2 separate regions of the Homo sapiens genome follow, and region 2 is linked to region 1. A link is a contact called in ENCODE Hi-C or POLR2A ChIA-PET data. All regions are on one chromosome and are shown on one strand. The core of a region is the stretch at or near the end of the contact, and the rest is flanking DNA. Distances in the headings are between cores, read along the strand shown.

Region 1 (7,850 bases), core at 3,768-6,267:
TGGGGACTCTGACTTGTCTCAAGGCCTCCAATTTGACTAAATTATTTAAATACCATATTCTTTCTCTCAAATGGAGATTTGACCTTAAGGAAAGCACAGGCCCTAAATTAAAACAAACTCTCTTTCATTTGCAGAATGCTAAATCAAGCAAACACAAGTACTAATTGTATGGGCACGTGAATGGAGTCAGTTTTTTTTTTTTAATGATGAACTAATTTGAACTAAAACAAAAGACATAAAATAAATCATTAATTATGGCTGAAACTGAACCAATATTAAAACATCCTATTGTGGAAAGTGTTTTTTTTTAAGTTTACATAATTTTATCCAAATATATGCCAACCTCCTACATTACCATATTTGAAGCTAAGAGGGCAATAGTTTCATTTTATAGCAAAAAAAGAGTTTTGATCACAAAATTGAAATCTAAATTTATCATATAGCAGATTTGTTAAGAATGCAGGGCCAGGCACGGTGGCTCATGCCTGTAATCCCAGCACTTTGGGAGGCTGAGGCAGGTGGATCACATGAGGTCAGGAGTTCAAGACCAGCCTTGCCAACATGGTGAAACCACATCTCCACCACAAATACAAAATATTAGCTGGGCGTGGTAGTGGACATCTGTAATTCCAGCTACTTGGGAGGCTGAGGCAGGAGAATCGCTTGAACCCAGGAGGCGAAGGTTGCAGTGAGCCAAGATTGTGCCATTGCGCTCCAGCCTGGGTGACAGAGCATGACTCCGTCTTAAAAAAAAATAAAAAAATAAAAGCAGGGGTGGGGGGAATGTGCAATAGGTACCTACCTAAAAGAAAAAAAAACAGTATAAAAATTTCATCTAATAATTTGATAAAACATATTTAAGGGTATAGATTGTAAGGATTTAAAGTTGGTATTAAATTAATCTGATGTATTCCAACCACATTGAGCAGCTTTTTTTATCGCATTTCTTGTGCACTAACATTCATGTACCTTGGTTTCTAACTCAATTAAAGTGCCAATATAATTCCCATTCATCATAAAAACAGCTCTTTATAATGTGCAAAATAGTTTGGCTCAGAGGTTGATGTCATAATGAGGGTAGAATGTATGAGCATTAATATCTTTTTTTCTATGCGTAGTTTTATTAGAAAAATGATTTTCTACTTTGAAATTTACTGGGTCTAACAGACAGAGCTGGATTTATGGCTGTTAACAGAGTTATGAGTATAGCAGAGGCAACATAATTAAGAGCACAGGCATTGGCATTGGACTGAGCTGGAACCAAACCCCAGCCCTCCCACGGCTACCTCTGCTCTTGGCCAACTGACTGAACCACTCTCAGGCTTGGATAGCTCCACTGGAATCTGGGGGTGATCACATCTCACTGAGCTGGCGTGAAGATACTTATGATGATGTATACAGACCCTAAGCATCATATCGATCACACAGAAAGCCCTGAAGATGTTACTACTCTCTCTCTCTCCTTTTTTTTATAACCAAGGTTTCATTCTGCATACTAAATAGTTCCCTGAATATAAGACGTATTGAAAAAGTATTTACTGAATGAATGCGTGAATTTTAGAAAGAGTGAGAAAGTTACAAGAGCACTAGCTTTGGAATCAAAGGTCTGAAGTCAATCCCAGTTTCTCCATGTGTTAGCTGGGTCATCTTCCATATGTCACTTCACCTCTGAGCCCCATTTCGTGATCTGGAGCTCCCTTACTTGCTCATGGGGTTATTATAAAATCAAGTGAGAAAACAAGAAAAGTGCTGTATAATTGGTAATGCTGGTAATAGAAATTATTCTTGTCTGTGATAGCTTTCCACACCATCCACCCACTCTGTCATTTCCTTACCACTGACACTTCCCGTCTCCTCTGGGAAAGTTGTCCTAGAAGTCCCAATCTCTGCTCTAGGGAGAAACTGTTTTTTCCACATATGATGTCTTCAAAATATCCACAACATTCTGTATTTTTTAAAGCACCATCATAATAATGTATCAAAACCCCTTTGGAACTGAGATTTGAAGGCAATGTTGGACCCTTCATTGTTCATGCCAATCATCTCTCTTCTATTAGCATCCCGTGGGGCCTGCTGGACCTGGAAGAGGTACCATTACAAGCTCTGAGTTCATGTCCTCTGAAGAACTCCACACCTAGGTTCTAGAGGAGGCAACTTAACTCAGGCCTGGTACCCCACGATCATGGAGACTGGCTCTGATAGGCACGTGACCCAGTCAAAGTCCCTTGAGAATAATCAGACATAAGTTGAGATATTTGAAGAGAAACACAACCTTCTCCTTTGCACTTGCTTCTGGAAGGATATACAGGTTGAGCATCCCTAATCCAAAAATCTGAAACACTTCTGCTCCCAGGCATTTCAGATAAAGGATGTGCAACTTGTCCAACTCTGTAGTTACTGGCTGTGATCTGGCTGCTATGTAGAGGTTGGACACAGAACCAATGTAAAGGAAGGCAGAGTTGACAGATGGAAAGTCACCAAGTCCTGGGGACATTCATGAACCTCTAAGCCTAGCTATATTCATTTGCCAGGGCTGCAGAGCACCACAAACTGGGTGGCTGAAACAATAGAAATGTATTCTCTCACAGTTCAGGAGGCCAGAAGTCCAAAATCAAGGTGTTGCCAGGGCCAAGCTCTCTGAAGGCTTTAGGGGAGAATCTGTTCTGTGCCTTTCTCTTAGCTTCTAGTGGTTGCCAGCAGTCCTCGGCGTTGCTTGGCTTGTAGACACATCACTCCAATCCCTGTGTCTGTCTTCAAATAGCTTTCTCCCTGTTGTCTGTGTCAGTGTGTGTTTTCTCCTATCAGGACATCATTCATACTGAAGTAGGGCCCACCCTAGTCAGGTAGCACCTCATCTCAATTTGATTACATTTGCAAAGACTCTATTTCAAAATAAAGTCACAATCACAAGCATCAGAAATTAGAACTTCTGATCTTTTGGGGGGGGCACAATTCAAGCCACAACGCCATCCATAACTGAAATGTGAACTGTATTTTGATTTTTCAATTTTTTCCCATTCCAATTATATATAAGCCAATATATTTCCTTCTCTTTAGGCTAGTTTTGATTGGATTTACAATCCCTCACAACTGAAAGACTCCTAATGATAAGGCACCCCGCACCACCATGTAAATAAGGTTGGTACGTAGGGGGCTATTGGCACATGGCTCCAGCCTCGAGGCCAGTCCTGCTTTGTCCCCTGGGCTTACATGCCTCCCACTCCTTGGGGAATGAGACCTCAAGGCCTGATTTGAATCAGAACCTCTGTTCTCCAGAACTGCTGGTCCAAGGTGATTATGAACTGTTTATGGAAACCAGCATCCTTCTTTTCCTAAAGGTTTTCCCTATGTGGACCCATAATCCTAGGCAGCTACCAGCTCTTCTAGAATCGGTAACCTCAATTCTATCGGTAATACCGATTCTAATCGGTAACCCCGAGGACTGCTGGCAACCACTGGAAGCTAAGAACTGGAACACTTCTCCAAATTGTCCCAATTTGGGATATGCAGTAGACTGGTCCTCCAAGAAAGCATCAAGTGATATTAACAAGCCTTGGGCTCCCAAGTCTGTACTAGTCCCACATGACACACACGGAAATTTTACCCAAATACACCTCAGTGCAAAACAAAACAAAATGAAAAACAAAAACATGCTTATGAGTATAAAAGAATCTTAGGGAAGTATTTTCTGCCCAGCTCTATTTTGAGCTAATGATTGTTGATACAAAATTTAGGGTTATTCCAGGAGTAGCCAGGAAGGGATTACGGAAACATCTTTAGAGGGAGGAAACTTTTTTTAGGTAATCAATCTGCTTTTAGTCTTGCCCTACATAAAACTTTCCCTTATGTCACTGAGACCTTCTCCAAACTTCCTCTTCTTTGTGTAGTGACATTGCCAAGTACGTAGCTAAGACAATCCAGTCCTCATGTGACTCAGGTTCCCCCTTTTATTAATGGAAAACAAGTTGGTTTTTTTGTTTAGCTTTTTTTTTTTTTTTTTTCAATTTAACTCTCAGCTGCTTTCTTCCTCCCTCCCCATTATCAAGCTAAAAGATTTTGGCAACTTGTGCTCTGTTCCACTATTGTCCAAAAATCTCAGTGATCCACCATTCTCATCTAGATGAGACTTCTTCTATAGCCACTCAGAGGCGGCCTCATTCTTCCTTGCCCACTCCTCCGCAGAACTACATGGACAGGACTGGTGACCAAGAGGAAAAGAAGGAAAAGAATGAAGTCTCCCTCTGAGACTCATCTTCTAAGATGAATCATATTCTATCCAACACCAGGAGAAATATGCTTTGCTTTAGGCATATTTTGCATTATGCCATTGTCTTTGCTTAAAATCCTTCAGTGAGGCCGGGCGTGGTGGCTTACGCCTGTAATCCCAGCACTTTGGGAGGCTGAGGCAGGTGGATCACCTGAGGTCAGGAGCTCGAGACCAGCCTGGCCAACATGGTGAAACCCTGTCTCTACTAAAAATACAAAAAAGTAGCCGGGCATGGTGGTGGGCACCTGTAATCCCAGCTACTCAGGAGGCTAAGGCAGGGGAATCGCTTGAACCTTGGAAGAGGGGGTTGCAGTGAGCTGAGATCACACCACAGTATTCCAGCCTGGGCGACAAGAGCAAAACTCTGTCTCAAAAAAAAAAAAAACAAAAACAAACAAACAAACAAAAAATCCTTCAATGGCTCCTTACTGCCAAAAGGATAAAGGTCAAGTCATTGTTGCTGGGCATTCAAGGCCCCTCACAATCTGTCTCTAGCCTACTTTCTAATGTTATCTCTCAGCCATATCTGCTGTTTAAGTCTCCCTTCTACATCACTGGTTACCTCAATGGTTCCCAAAAAGTCTTAGTGGATTCCCAGGCCTTTGCTCAAGATGGTCCTCTGGCAAAAGTTCTACATTGATCCTGAGATGGCCAATGCCAGGCCCAGGATGGGGCACACATTTGGGACTTAGAAGTATCTACTAAACAATGAAAGTGTAAATATGAGAGACATCTGAAAAGCAACTTTACATCTTTCATGGTTTGACCTAGGGAGGAGCCCATAAAAGTGATTCAACCAGGTCAAGTACTATAGGTGCCAATGGGGACAGTACGATTTTTTTTTTTTAATTCTAACATACATTGTTTTCATAATTCAATGGTTCTACATTTAATGTAGAAATGTTTCCTTTTTGTCCTAAAACATGTTCTTAAATCCACCTTACAACAGAATCATTCTGGAATCAAGGAAGCACAGTAAGTGTTCAGTACTGGCTCCTTCCATGGGCTATGAAGGTCTCTGGCTGTACAGATTACATCTGCCCCAACCGCTTATCAACTCTAGGCCCTCCTAAGGCACTCTGCTCTCCTCAGTATCCCTGGTTTTGTAGCTCATTATCACACAAGATGGTAGAGACAGAAAACATAACTCCACCAAAAAGAAGTTTAGCAACATACACGGAAGACAGCCTTGAACTTTTGAAGTGGCCTCACGCAAGCCATTAACCTGCTCTCCAACAGTTTCCTTAGTGTTAATGTCAGAAGCAGAACACTCCATGGATGGCCCATGATCTGCCCCAGCTGGGGCTCTTCTCAATATTATAAAGTCTATTTATAGTAGACTTTTATATGAAGTCACACTCTTACTTCCCTTTTCTCCCTTCCTTTGGAAATCATCTGAAAAGGGCACTTGTCTTGTGATGCTTCACTCTCCTCACCCCCGCAGCATCACCCAGAGATGACACCATATATCCTCTTTCGTTTTGCATCACCCATAGGCTGTCAGGGCTCCTAGCATGATACAAGAAGGCATTGCAACTCTGGGATAAATGATCACTCATTACTATCTTTAGTGATTATCAACCAGGCCCAAAGTACTCCAACCAAAGTCATCCTCTCTCTCCAAACCTACATTAAAGAGAGTGTAGACACAGCGACGCTTTTCATGAAGTCCACATGCAGCCCTTTAATGCATGGCTTTACTCCTCACAGACATGATATTGTGCTATGCCCTTTTATGCTGGAATTTAATCACAGGTCATGGCCAGTGGAAGAAAAGTCATGGATCAAAGTCTATTTGCATATTTTCTCAAAATACCTCCTCAAAGAACCACATCTATTACAACTTTTTTTTTTTTTTTTTTTTTTTTTGGTAGAGACAGGTCTCACTGCATTGCCCAGGCTGGCCTCAAACTCCTGGGCTCAAGTGATCCTCCCATCTTCGCCTCCCAAAATGCTGGGATTACAGGCATAAGCCTCAGCCACCACACCCAGTCTATTACAACTTTAAAAGATAAATCGATTGGCTCATGCCTGTAATCCTAGCACTTTGGGAGGCTGAAGTGGGAGGATGGCTTGAGCTCAGGAGTTGGAGACCAGCCTGGGCAATGTATTGAAATCTTGTCCCTACAAAAAATTAAAAACATAAAAATTAGCCAGGTGTGGTGGTACGCCCTTGTAGTCTCAGCTACTTGGGAGGCTGAGGTGGGAGGATTACTCGAGCCCAGGAAGTCGAGGCTGCAGTGAGCCATCTTCATGCCACTGTACTCCAGCTTGGGAAACAGGGTGACACTCTGTCTCAAAAAATAAACATAAAGCTAAATTGAGCTACTATCCTAATGAATATAATGTATTAACTTTTCTATTTCTTCTCAATCACCCATTATGCCTTAAAAAGTATAAGGGAGGAAGGGATGAGAAGAGGACCCTTTGTTGGATCCCAGTTAAGAGGACATGGTCCATAGAAGAGAAGAGCTGGGCCAACAGGAATTGGGATATCTCTGTCCACTTTTGGCTTCACCTTTAGCCTCTTGCACATGTGTCTATTAAGTCCCCTCTAGCCCATCTCACTGCATCTTTGAAACAGAGAGAACAGAATGAACACTCTTCCTTCCCAACCCTAATGTTGCAAACAGATTGGATGCTGTCTGTTTTGAGTTTTCTGGTCAAAGGCATATGATAAAAAACACATGGTTTACATGGGTCCTTTTGTTAATTACAAGTATCAGTGCCAAATGGACAAAGGCAAGATGCTACATGGTGCCGGAGGATTGAGTGGTGAATAGAATTTTAAATTGTGAGTCATTATAACCATACTTATGATATGCAGACAGCCTGCAGAATGTGCTTCAATCTGGTGGATGGTGAAAACCCACTGCAAGGGACTCTGCTTTCCTTGCCCAGTATGAAGCCCCCTCCTAAGCTGGCAAAACAGGTTTTACAAAGCCAGGGTAGTGATGATGAAGTGAGTAGGATGGGATAAGCTGGTTCTGGTTACCAAAATGAAATTCCTCCCTTTGTGGCTACCCCTCCACTTTGATGAAACATTTTACAAGAAACTTATAGAAAAATGACCAGATGCTTAACATTCTGTAAAATGAAGTATTTTGGCATTTCACCACTGGCCTTGTCTCCAGAACACTCTATCCATTTTTGTTGTATAAGCATAATCAATGAAAAAGTATAATTATTGGGCTGGAAAATAATAAGTATCTACAGAACATGCTGAGAGCTGTTTTAAAAAAAATGCTTAAAGGAACAATATATGTCACTTTCGAGGCACCTGATTCGTTTATTGGTATAGCATAACTCTCCTACCCACGAATCTCAATCACCATTTACTTCTCAAAAAATAACTACGGTATGACTTTTCATTGGCACTATTCCATGGATCAACAGGAAAAAAAGAACGCCTAGAGACTGCTGTCCCTTTTTTTCTTGACAGAGCTTTCAAAGACCTTGGGGGTAAATCTCGCAAGAATTCTGTCCAATAAACAAGCTCATGCGTTACCGAGTTACGTCACCAGCTGACATCCAAGGAGAAGTCCAAGGTTAATTGCTATGGTTTAGTGGACCATTCCAAATG
Region 2 (7,850 bases), core at 1,623-4,122, 190 kb before region 1:
AAAGGAAAGGTGGGGGTAGAGTTTGCTCCAGGTGTCAGAAAAGACCAAATGAGACCAGTCCAGGAGGGAATTCATGTTAGCCGGACAGTCTCTGGTGCTAGGGCTTTCCACGGTCTTCCAGTAAATTCTAATCCTCGTGTAGGAAACACACTTGTTACTCTTGGCAGAGGGAAGGAACATAAAGGGAGTGTCACGCTTCACAGACTGGAGCGCCCCATCATTACACAGGATGGACCACCCACCCTTCTGGATAGATCCTTGTTCCTCACTTACAACCCTGCTTGTTTTTAAGGGGCCTAATTAGCAGAAAATGTCGTTGACAAATATTGCATAGGCAGTGCCCCAGGGGTGCTTGGAAGTCCCAGTCTTCCCAGCTCTTTGAAGTCCAAGAATGAATGTTGCTTGTCATCTGCCTTCCCACCCCCACCACAGGGATTACTGAGAATCCCTGGAAAGGGGACAGAGAACCTTCTCAGCTTCAGCACCCAGGATCTCTAGTAATGAATAGTGCTAGATCCCCTCTCTCAGATACTGCTGGTTTGGGTACTTTTTTCTCTCTCTCTTTCTTTCTCTTCTTCCTTTCTTCTTTCCCTTTCTTTTTCTTTCTCTTTTTCTTTCTTTCCTTTCTTTCTTTCTCCTTCCTTCCTTCCTTCCATCCTTCCCTTCCTTCCTTCTTTCTTAGATCTCACTTTATAGTCCAGGCTGGAGTGAAATGGTGTGATCATGGATCACTGCTACTTTGAACTCTGGGACTCAGGTGATCCTCCCACCCCAGCCACACAAGTAGCTAGGACCACCATACTAGGCTAATTTTTATTTATTTATTCATTTTTGTAGAGATAGGATCTCACTATGTCACCCAGGTGCTCTCAGACTCCTGAGCTCAAGCAATCCTCCCACCTCGACCTCCCAAAATGGTGGGATTATAGACGTGAGCCACCGTGCATGGCCTGTTTGGGTAAAGTTTAAAATGTTAGCAGTATATATGTTCCCCTAGCTAATTATTGTAGTTATTCTTGCACATCTGCCGCTGTTCTTCTTAACCTCCTTTGTCTGGATGATGGAAAATTTTCCTTACCACTTTAGAGGCCACTAGCACCCCACACAATTTTTCAAAAGCATAAAAGGGACCTTCTCTTCTGCAGATTTCACCACTCTGGTTTTTCTTTGCTTCTCATTGACAGTCTAGTCATCCGTGTCCCTCTGAGGGGAGCCACCTCTTCCTGCCCAAGACTTCCTGCTTGCATCCTGAGGGAGCACGGTGGAGAAGGACAGGGGGGCTACTGACTTTCTTCCTCTGAGTGCCCCCCGCCTAGGTGAGGGGTGTTAGCAGGCACCTCAGCGGTGGCAGGGGATGGGCCAGGGTCTGAAACCCAGCTCAGTGACTAAAATCTATGTGGACAGGTTACTTAACTAGTCGTTCCTCAGTTTCCTCATGTATAAAATTGGAAAAACAGTTCCCACTTCATTAGGCCTGCTGTGATGATTAAATGAGATGACATAAATAACTTGTGCGGCAACTAATAGGTCCTCAGGAAATGTCAGTTCTCTTAGTAACTGTTATGGACTAAGTGTTTGTCCATATGGACCAAATGTTTGCAAATGGGAACTGAGGAGCCCTCACCAGACACCAGATCTGTCAGCACCTAGATCTTGGACTTCCCAGCCTCTAGAACTGTGTGAAATATATGTTTATTGTTTAAGCCACCCAGTCTATGGTATCCATTATAGCAGTCCAAGCAGGCCAAGGTAGTCACCTAGAGCTGGCAGGACTGAATTCAGGGTTTGGGATGCCAGTTATTTCTCTTCCCATCTTAGGCACAACAAACAGCTTTCCCTGTCCAAAGAGGATACTGAGGGCCAGTTGCTGTCATCATTTCCTACTTCCCTCAATTTGCAAAAACTACCAACTTCTTTCTTTTTTGTATTCAAAGTGCTAAGTTGCTGGATATTTTGCAGGTAGAGAGACATCAGACCACCATGAGCCCTCTAGAGAGCATGTTAACACAAGCAGCCCTGCAGGTGAGGGCTTTGAGCAAGCATGTAATGAGCATTCTAGGATTCCTCCCTAGATCATACACTTCCAGAGAGAGGCCTAAAATACAGACTTCCAGAGGACAGAGGTCTTTGCCTATTCAGTTCGCTGATTTATATATATATATATATATATATATATATATATATATATATATATATATCTCCTAGAAAAGTGCCCGGCAGATGGCAGGCCCTGAAAAAATATGTGTTGAATAAATACATATTTGCTGACTGAATGAATGCTTCTGGGGCAAAATGGCTCCAAAACCAGCCAGCCTCAGGCCGCCTGACCACCTTCTCTACCACTTACTCACTGTGGGGCTTCTTAAAAGTCACTTATCCTTCCTCTACTCTATTTCCTTTTCCCTAAAGAAGAGAGAATCCCACCAACTATGGGGATAGTCTTATGGATTAGGGGCTGTACCTGCAAAGCATGTGACGTGAAGAAGAAATCAGAGTGACTTGGCAGCCTTAGATACTGTGCTGAGGATCTGGAGTCGGGAGGATCTGGCCCACTCTCTGAGGAAAGAACTGTCATCTGATGCTGGTGACCTCAAAAGTGTAAAGTGTTGCTACAACCTTCAACCTCTTAGGGCAGAGAAGGAAGACTATGGATTCACAATTCTTGGCCCCAGCTGTAGTTTCTCAAGAAAGCTCATGCAATGAGCTCATGATCAGGTGCTTTTAATGAGACCTCCCGATCCTCCTAGGTGGTTTCCCTTGTGACAAATGATCCTGTCTGGCAAGACCCTATCTTTGTCATTGTGGACTTGTGCTCACAACCAGTTACCTAGGCATCCCATGCCTTCTCACTTCCTCCTCCCTCTCTCTCTCTCTCTTTCCAGGTTCAGTGATTCAAGGCCTAAACTACCAAGATGCATCTTACTTATCCTCAGTGGGGATTGCTGCACTAAGTTATAGATTCTGAATTTGTGAAGCAATTTGGTCAAGTTTATACTTTCTATTTTTGGCTAGGAGTGGGAGGGGCAACTGTATGCCAATAGGCTATCTCAATTCTAGAAACATCCCCTCTTGCAAGATGAAATTATCCCCACTATATCAACATTCACAGCCTGTTTGCACTGGTATGGCTTTGATAGAACTTGTATCAGTATAAATATTACTTTAGCTTTTAACTGCTAATTATATCAACATAAACTTAATTTATAGTGATAATCACCGTCATAATGTGCTGCTGCCAAACATCCCCACTGATGCTTTGAGGCATCGTGTAAACTCAGCCATTAGCAATCATGTAAATGTTCCCATTACTCATTATGATACTGGCTAAAGAACTTCTCTAATTGACTTCTTCCCAAAGTCCATAATAAGCAAGAACAACAGAAGACCAGAGAGTGTTGATCAATTTATGACAACCATCTTGTTTCTTACAATAGCCCATGCTGATAAATATAAAGTTGCAAAAGAGGACCTCAGAATAGCATGAACAGATTCTCAATTCCACATTTAGTTTCGGTCACGTCAATCGAATCACAACACTATCACTCAGACAAATGCCAAGTAACACTTAGTTTGTATAGCGTGCCACTTCCATCTCCCTATGTCAGCATGAAAAAAAAAGGGGTGTTTGCATCTTGTAAATTCATATTGCTTTTTAATTCAAGAGATTCAAAGTGCTTTACTTTTTTCAATTATTGCTCCTTTTTCTGCGGTAGTTTAGCGGATATTTGTTGTTTATACCACTCACTCTCCACTCTCCCATCTAGAGGCAGCAGTGCCCTAATATTATTGGGCGTATATCCACCAACTCTTAGTCTATATTGTTTTCATTCAGCCAACTCCATCCCCCAGGCTTGAGAGTGAAGCATGTAATCTAAGATAATCCAATCACCACACTCTACCTGCCGCCTGTCCACAGTGATTTGTTCATGAGTGTGCATGTGACCCAAAGTCTGGCCCATCAAGGTTAATGAGATTCAAGTCTAGGAATCACAAATTTCTGTTTCTCCATTGGGTATGAGGCTCAGAGAAAGGCACTATGGGGCTGCAGTCCCAACCCTGATGAGGAGAGTAGAGCTAAACCCAGGGTAGTAGAGAAACAAGCCATCATGATATCTAAGCTTCTAAATCACAGTGCATCTGAAACCAGCCCCTTTCCTGGACTTTTCAATTATATGTGTGTCAAAAATCCCATTTTACTTAACCCAGTTGTGCTGTTTACTGTCACTCACAACCAAAATAATCCTAATTGATACAGGCAACCAGCAGACTTTGGGTATGATTACGTCTGTTTCTAAGATAAAGAAATGTGAGCAAAAAGAAATGATCTCCAGTCAGTAAAAGAGCTGTGTGAATTAAATACAGAGGCTGAAGATACCAAATATTCTAAAACTAAAGTGCCCTATAAATACATGAGTTTTAATAAAACTTAAAACTCAAAAGCCAGAGTTTCTGATCACATCCAGTCTCAAATATTTCTGATTCTTCAATTGATTCAGCGCCAGAGAAACCAAATCTCCCAGTAGGCCAACAGAAGCTTCAGGAAAGTAGCAGGGAATTCAGGGTGAGGCGAAAAGGGGAGGTATAGGGAGTCTATGAAATGACCAATTTCAAATTCAGAAAAGCTGGCAAGAGTCTAAAGTAAAATCTAAGAAGCTAGATCTGTAAGAATCTCTGATACTTGTGAAATCTAGTTTACTGTGCACAGCTGAGTAAGTAAGTGTGAGGAAAATCAAATCCTGGGGGCTTGGAAAATGCCATTTTTCTTCTCTGCACCCATAGTCCCAGCACCCCACCTGCTGCTCTCTGCAGTGCTGGAGCATGTCATCTGTCATGGTCCCCCAGGTTAGCACTTTGAATGCAGTCAAAACAATAGGGACCATGCCCTCATCTGCTATGGGCGGGCTGGTTTCTGCAATTAAGCTAAAGTTCAGGTTTTGGCTAATAACAGGCAAGGAATGTGACAGGGAAGGGAATGCTTACTCATTAACTCATGCTAATGGGTGCTAGAACCAACCAACCACCAGCCCACTAGCGTGAGAGTGAGGCACGCTGTGTCACTCTGATCGTGGAGTGTTTGCAGGTTTATTTCACAACATTACTGGAGTCTGGCAGTTATCTAATCAGGAGCGGTTTTAAGGGAAAAGAAAAGGATAATTTTGTTTTAAGTGCCAGTCTTAGGTCTCAATATTTTATGAAATAGTCATTAATTTTCAATACAAGGCTGATGGTGATATGATGAGGACTGCATGTTTATGCAGAAAACGTTCCTTGGCTATCTCTAAGAGTTTGGTGAATGTAGGGGAAACAATTATCTCTTATTTTTGTAAGGCAAATGGTAATTATCACACCAGTCTCAGCTCTCTGAGAAGATAGGTCACTGCAAAGAAAGGGGCGGACTGACAGTGGGTGTAACACTGGGTAACATGGGAAGTGGGAGAATGAAGCTATTTTACTTGTGGCAGAAACCATAGAATCCATTCATTTAATCAATCATTCCCTCAACACAAATGTATTGAGTATCTACTAAGTCCCAGGCACACCACTAGGTGCTGTGCCATTCAATACTAAATGATGCAGAGGCTGTTCCTGCCCTCTGGGAGTTGACATTCTTTTGGCCACAAGGACTTAGGTCTCAGGAGACCCAATTAAGTCTTTTGTATGCAGGAAAAATTTTAAAGCAGCAATTTCTGCCACCCAAGTCTGACTACTTCTCACACTTGGGTCACCCAATTTTAGGCACTGGTGACCTAGAAAATCACTGACTTTCATGTAAACATTATGTTCGAGTATTGGGGATCTTAGGGATTAACCTACAGGCATCAATGCAGACTTTGTTCTTTTTAGGTCAGTTGGATAAAGCAGGCATGTGGCCCCTGATCCTCTTTGTCCCAGTTAAACTATGAATCTCTATCTCAGCGTCACAGACAGTACTTAGTCCCGGCCCCAGTTAGCTGCCTTGCACGTCCACAGTTCAGAACACATAAAGGCAGGGCGTGGATAAGACTATATTTGTCATGACTATAGGATAAACAGCTTAAAACACATATTGGAGACATAATGGGTCATTTTTCAAAACTGATAATGTCTTCGAAAACCCACTGAACAGTGTTAAGGACTAAGCAAATCTACAGCACAATCAGGGTCACCTGTTGTGGGGGTCATTTTGTTGGACTCTATATTACAACAGCTACAGACGTGTTTCTAAATTGAGGCTTCCATTTTCACTATTAATAACATGAGGGCAAGTCCCAACCTCCCTCCAGAGTACCAGCTATTCAAAATTAATTTATTAAAAATGCATTCTAGTCATTAGCGCTAAGCAGATTTATGAAAAGCAGATTGACTAGGATACAAAGATGTGCAAGCCCTTAAGTTTCGATCTGTGCCATGTTTGCTATCATTTATCTAGAATTCTGGTCATGTGTGTCAATATTTGCAGACTACCACTTTGCAGGTTATTTATTTCCCCTGGTCCATTTCTCATGGTGACACGGCTTTCCAGCATTGTGTGACAGGTGGTAGTTGACACCAATTTATATTAACTTCAGTTTATGCTGAAAATATTACACTAAAGGGAAGACGGTGTTCAGATTATGGTCTGAGCATATGTCAAATGCTAGGAAGAGTCTTAAAATTTCTCCTCATTTTAAAATGGTGAGCAATTTGGCTTTAATTTTTTGACTGGCATTTTTACTATTCTTTTGGTAGGTTGTCAGTGGATTTAGTGACAGCTGGTAACACCAGCTACAAAATATATTTTTCAAAGAAAATATTTAATAAGAACTCAGGTAAGCTCTTGTGTAGCGTTTCTATATTAACTATTTCATCAATGGAGGAATGGATTATGCAGTGCAAAAGCAGATTTTAAAAAAAATCAAAGATCTTTTTGTTTTTAAATAGTAACCATAAAAAGAGTTCATTTAGGGGCCAGCTGTCTATGCTGGAATTCTGCTTTCCTTGAAATTGTATTACTTTTCAAAGCGTAAGCAAGTTTATAATTTTAGAAAGAAAATTATTTGTATCCATTTATCATTGAATTTTAGAGCCAAAAATGACCAGAGTGACCCTGTGGTCTCTTTAACTATTGAGCATACTGAAGTAAGGAGGTAAGTGGGTGGCTCCTGGGCGCACGGCTGTAGCAATACAACCTGTGTTGGAACTCAGCTCTTTCCATGCCATCACAGACTATTAGCTCTCTGCTTATCATTCTGTGTGCATCTACACTTTCTATTATTTTATCTTACTGCTTATCAGTGGGAAGGAGCAGAATGCAGAATTTTTGAGTTGGAAAAGATCCATTTACTGATATACATTGCATAAGTATTTATTTGGCTAGCCTCTACTATGTGCCAGGCATTATGTTAGTTATTATGGAAACTAACATAAATCATTTCCCTCACTAAAGATTTTATAATTTGGGGTGTGAAAATGCACACGTGTGTGTGTGTAGGTGTGTGTGTTGGTGCAGGGATGGACATGGGGGTTGAGAGAGACAACTGCCAAGGGAGAAAAGCAATTCAGGAAGTGCACTGAAGTGTTATAGGGGATATAATACCAAGTCTGTCCTAGGGAAGGAGGGTGCCCAGGAGAAGGTGGGCTTCAGGCTTCAGAATCAGCCAGAGAGTTTTAGTTCTTAAATCAAAATACACCTTCCAGAGCATATCCCAGAACGATGACATTAGAATTTCCAGAGCAGGTGGAGAACAAATTTACATTTAATAAATGCTTCCACATCGTTCTGCTTTTCAGCCAAGCTTGCCACCCCCTGTCTACTCTACCCAGGGCTAAGGTGGCTGCTGGTCAGGAAGGATTTATAAGAGCAGATGTCTCTTGCATGAAAATCTGGAAGC

What was found. A loop is a pair of places that touch in the nucleus more often than their neighbours do. ChIA-PET counts read pairs that join two places held with the same protein, here RNA polymerase II (POLR2A). Pooled maps may share reads with other maps.
Region 2: a loop to region 1 is called in a map with no recorded cell type, with 3 times the contacts of the local background. The contact joins two enhancer-like sites. A Hi-C loop is called at or near these places in 1 of 37 single-sample maps with no recorded cell type and 2 of 50 pooled maps. POLR2A ChIA-PET finds 5 or more read pairs at or near these places in 3 of 52 experiments (H1, T-cell and activated CD4-positive, alpha-beta T cell).

Annotation. Positions count from the first base shown.
Region 1 is chr6:14,119,903-14,127,752 of GRCh38, reverse strand. The region is part of intron 2 of CD83 (CD83 molecule); the gene reads right to left. Among named protein-coding and RNA genes, the nearest start is that of CD83, 6.1 kb to the right of the region's middle. RefSeq lists enhancers at 5,479-5,808, 5,829-5,888. Within about 2 kb of position 5,017, at least 6 of the 41 ENCODE cell types and tissues checked have a DNase peak (open chromatin) inside an H3K27ac peak, as active enhancers do.
Region 2 is chr6:14,308,318-14,316,167 of GRCh38, reverse strand. No RefSeq gene overlaps it. Among named protein-coding and RNA genes, the nearest start is that of LINC01108, 27 kb to the right of the region's middle. Within about 2 kb of position 2,872, at least 2 of the 41 ENCODE cell types and tissues checked have a DNase peak (open chromatin) inside an H3K27ac peak, as active enhancers do.